Linked DNA regions of Homo sapiens: region 2 is linked to region 1. The links are chromatin loops, found by intact Hi-C in ENCODE. Cell type or tissue: PC-3. All regions are shown on one strand.

The links. Hi-C counts contacts between places; a loop is a spot of excess contacts. Peaks named below come from ENCODE experiments on the same cell type or tissue, not always from the same donor. Only the 100,000 strongest peaks of a DNase experiment are listed, where the experiment ranks them.
Region 2: it touches region 1 in a loop (9-fold over the local background); 1 of 110 quality-filtered maps calls a loop at or near these places.

The regions. Positions count from the first base shown.
Region 1 is chrX:40,718,191-40,720,690 of GRCh38, reverse strand. All of the region lies in intron 3 of MED14 (mediator complex subunit 14), which reads left to right. Among named protein-coding and RNA genes, the nearest start is that of MED14, 16 kb to the left of the region's middle. In PC-3, no CTCF peak of the experiment used is centred here; a DNase peak (open chromatin) is centred at 1,300; H3K4me3 peaks cover 392 bases; H3K27ac peaks cover 1,861 bases.
Region 2 is chrX:40,771,352-40,773,851 of GRCh38, reverse strand. No RefSeq gene overlaps it. Among named protein-coding and RNA genes, the nearest start is that of MED14OS, 37 kb to the right of the region's middle. In PC-3, no CTCF peak of the experiment used is centred here; a DNase peak (open chromatin) is centred at 1,371; H3K4me3 peaks cover 567 bases; H3K27ac peaks cover 2,441 bases.

The DNA of each region.
Region 1 (2,500 bases):
GTGGTGGAAGCACTCCCTTAGGCCCCCCAGCGGGTGTATCCCTAGGTCATGTGCCACCTAGTCCTCTGGCTCTGAGTCCAGCCTAGCACTAGGAGTTGCCTAGGAATTGCAGTGCTTGTGTCCTAGACAGCCTTTCATGTTTACCTAGGACTCCAGAGTACTTTGGCCAACATTAGCAAGGCTTGCTGAGAAACTCAAGTTCCAACCGCTGCGATGGGCAATTCTCTAGCCAAGGCTGGTCCAAATGCTCCCTCTGGCCCAGCACAGCTTTGCTCTCCACTATGACAGGGCAGTACTGAGTTCAGTGTAAAGTCCCCCAGTCACTATTCTCTCCCTCCCTTAAGTGCAGGGCCTCTGTTGGGGTGGCAGGGGAGGGGTGGTGTCAGGGATTCAAGACTGCCTCTCCTGCCCTCCTCAATGCCTCTTTCAGTGATATGAAGTTAAAACCAAGTACTGTGATTGCTCACCTGATTTTTGGTTTTTGTAACAGTGCTTTTCTGTGTGCAGATAGTAAAAATTTCGTGTTCCTGGAGAGGGGGTGACTGGTGTTGGCTTGTATTCCACCATCTTGCTCTGACCCTCTCAGCATTTTTGTTTTCTGAATGTAGATACAGATGTGTTTATGTCAGGGATAAAGTCCATCAATGAGAATTAGAGGGATTGTTCATGTTTCAGCACTTCTGTTCTCAACCTAATGATTATTTAACTAGTTTGTTAGAGATTCTTGATAATGATCTTTAGCCATGCCAGATGTGTTATGAGTGTATAGATCCATAGTTTATGGAACTCTGACTAATGGTAAAACAACCTGGATAATGTTTTGCCTAAGAAAAAGATAAAATATCTCTCATTCTCCTAGATATTTTTTTCAGTAGCTTTACTGAGATATAATTTACATACCATACTATTCACCCACTTAAAGTATACAATTCAGTGGTTTTTGTTATATTCACAGATATGTGCAACCATCATCACAGTCAATTTTAGAACATTTTAATCACCTCAGAAAGAAAACCTGTGCCCTTTAGTTACCACCCCAGCTCTCCTCTAGCCCTAAGCAGCCACTAATGTACTTTGTTTCAATAGATGTGCCTATTCTGAACATTTCATATAAATGGAATCAAATGTGTTGTGTTGTGATTGGCTTCTTTAACTTAGCATTTTTTTTTTTAGTGTAGTATTTTCAAGATTGATTCATGTGGTAGCTTGTGTCACTACATTCCTTTTTATGGCTGAATTGCATGGATATACTACATTTTGTTTATCTGTTCATCAGTTAATAGGCATTTGGGTTGTTTCCAGTTTTGGATTATTATGACTAATGCTGTTGTAGATAGTCATGTCCAACTGTTGGGATGTATGCTTTTATTTCTCTTGACTGTATACCTAGGAGTGGGATGGCTAGGTCATATGGTAACTCTTTGTTGAACTTTTTGTGGAACTGCCAGACTATTTTACAAAGTGGCCACACCATTTTACATTTCCACCAGCAATGTATGGAAGTTTAGTTTCTCCACATCTATGCCAACACTGGTTGTTACCTGACTTTTTGAGTCTAGCCATCCTAGTAGGTATGAAGTGGCATCTCATTAAAGTTTTAATTTGTATTTTCCTGATGACCAGAGATGTTGAACCTGTTTTCATGTGCTTATTGGCCATTTGTGTATCTTGTTTAGAGAAACATTTATTTGGTGTTAAATTCTAAAGGAGATTATTATTAAACATATTCACAGCTGGTGTGTGAATACCTAAAAATAACATGGATTAGTTCTTTGTGAACTAAGACTATGTGAATGGATTCACTAATCAGTTACTCAAAACTCAAGTTTTATCTTTTATTTATTTATTTTAAGACATGAAGTCTCACTCTGTCACCCAGGCTGGAGTGCAGTGGTGTAATCACAGCTCACTGCAACCTCAAACTTCTGGGTTCAAGCAGCCCTCCCACCTCAGCCTCCCTGAGTACCTGAGACCACAGGCACTCACACTACTGTGCCCATCTAATTTTTAAAAAGTTTTTATAGAGATGGGGTCTTACTTGGTTGCCCAGGCTGGTTTCGAACTCCTGGCTTCAAGCAGTCTTCCCGCCTCTGCCTCCCAAACTGCTGGGGATTACAGGTGTGAGCCACCACACCCAGCCAAGTTTTATCTTTATTAATTGTATTTCTAAGTTCAAGGAATGTAGCTGAAGCTAGTGTATTTTGAGTTCAGTGAAGTAGTTTAGAGAGTGTTTCATTAATTGTTTATGTTTAAGTGGAGTGATAGGGGCTGGATAAACTGTGGCATCCCAGTAGGGTTGATGCATGTCTTTCTGCCGGGGAGGTCTTTGGTACTCTTTGAGCTTGACCTTGGTCTGATAAGCATTTTTACAGTGACCTGAGTTAAGGGAGATGTGAGATGGCCTAAATCTGAGTAAAAGCCAGTTAAAAAGTTGAGAATGTATTAGCAGTGTCATGACTGTTAATAAGAAGTTAGTGTTGGTGGCATTGATAGAAATTCA
Region 2 (2,500 bases), 53 kb before region 1:
ATACTCTAAAGGACAGGAGAGATGAACAAGAGACACAAAATATACCACAGAGAGCTGGATTAGGAAAGAAAAAGAAATGCAGGTCTGGAATCTCGTCTTTTATTTTTTGTTGTGTATATTTAAGATGTACAACATGTTTTGATATACATATACATATAGTGAAATGATGACTACAGTCACACAAATTTACATGTCCATTACCTTCCATAGTTACTTTTTGGTGTGTGGTGTTAAAAGAAAAACCTTAGACAAATTAAGTTTAACAGAGTTTAATTGATCAAAGAACTATTCACAGTTCAGGAAGCCAGAATAGGTTCAGAGAGTCTCCGGTGCTCCGAATGTGTGGAAGAAGAAGATTTACAGGCAGCAAAAAGAAAGCGAGGTACAGAAACAGCCAGATTGGTTACACACACGATTTGAACAGTTTGCTGCCTGTGATTAGCCAAAACTCGGTGGTTGGCACCAGAGTAGGTTATAGTTTGTTTACACATCCAGTTAGGTTACAGGTCACTCTGTGAGGAGATGCCGTTAGGCTGAACTTAAAATATATCAGGTGGCAGCTTTAGGCTAAACTTAATTTAACAGCAATAATTTCTTCTCTATCATCATCGCCTTTTCTGAGTTGTCTTAATCTGATGTTTTCATTGGCTCTTTATTAAATACCTTTGTGATGGTTTTGGACTCTACTACCTTCAAAGTGAAGTAAAGTTTGTTCACTGTGTTCAAGGAACCACAATGGCTATAGTCTTCGATTTAGCTAGCCTGGCCAAATTGAAGATTGGTGTGTGAGAGTTAGCATGGCTCAAGACTTAGCCAGGCTCATGAATGGTCAATCCATTTTAACCGAGCACCTACTATTTATCAGGCACTATGTTTGGAAGTGGAGGGAGAGATTGACTGAGACACAATGCCCTAACTCAGTGGTTCAAAATATTCCATGTAAGGTTCACACTAGCATCATCTGAAGAAGGGTATTGAAGATAAGATGATGCCACCACATGGATGTTAGTGAATGCTTTAGGAATTGTGTTCAGCTGCTAGCAATCGACACTAAATAAAGAGTGGCTTAAATAAATTGGGAGATTATTTTCTGTCTTTTGCAGGCAGAGGTAGGCAATCCACTAGTGGCATGTCAAGCCCATGAAGTCATCCAAGTCCCATGCTCCTTCTGTCTCGCTGCTTTGTCCTTCTTAGCACACATTTTCCACTCTAAAGTTTGCCTCATGGTTGCCAGATGACCACTGCAACTCCAGCCATCATGTCTGCATTTCAGGCTGAAGGAAAGAGGAAGAGAGAAAAGAGAAGAGGCAACAGGACGCTTGCCAGGTGAGTCAACCTCCTTTTAAAAGAGCTTTCCCAGAACCTCCACCCAAAACTTCTGCTTACATCCCATTAAGTAGCACTTAGTCATATGGCCATCCATAACTGTAAGAGAAGATCTCAACAAAATAAGAGCTTCACAAGTACTTAGTCATTTGCAAGTACAAGTTCAGGTACTCATTATATTAGCTTACCTGTCCTCTCATTTGGTCTCTGGTACTTTTTTTTTTTTTTTTTTTTGAGACGGAGTCTCTGGGCACTCTGTCGCCCAGGCTGGAGTGCAGTGGCGCAATCTCGGCTCACTGCAAGCTCTGCCTCCCGGGTTCGCGCCATTCTCCTGCCTCAGCCTCCCGAGTAGCTGGGACTTCAGGCGCCTGCTACCGTGTGCGGCTAATTTATTTTTTATTTTTTTAGTAGAGAAGGGGTTTCACCGTGTTGGCCAGGATGGTCTCGATTTCCTGACCTTGTGATCCGCCCGCCTCGGCCTCCCAAAGTGCTGGGATTACAAGCGTGAGCCACCACGCCCGGCCGGTCCCTGGTGCTTTTAAAGTTAACTTTACTGGTTTCTTTTTATCACCCAATTGTCTAAAACAATCATCATCTTACACTTAAAATGCATAATTGTTAAAATTCAGACCAAAGAAGAGGGATAGTTCAGCAGACACATCGAATAAGAGGAGTGAATGAATGCTAGGGCAAGGAGAAGAAAATCTCATAGACTTCTGCTGCCCCCACTCAATGGTACAAAAGACTCTTAGGTTTGTTTTTTGTTTTTTTTTAATTTTGATATAAATTAACAGATTGCTTTGCATAAATGTTACGTCAATGTATACTGCCACCAGCGCTGTATGAGTAATAGGCTTGGGTCATTTTAAAGAACTTTATGTTCAAAGCTCATTCAACACTTCATAAACTCACTATATTTTTTTTTTTTTTGCTTGTTTGTTTCTGTTTTTGTTTTTTTTGAGACAGAGTCTCACTCTGTCACCCAGGCTAGAGTGCAGTGGCACGATCTCGGCTCATGGCAACCTTTGCCTCCAAGGTTCAAGTGATTCTCCCACCTCAGCCTCCCGAGTAGCTGGGATTACAGGCTCCCACCACCATGCCCGGCTAATTTTTATATTTTTAATAGAGACGGGATTTCACCATGTTGGCCAGGCTGGTCTCAAACTCCTGACCT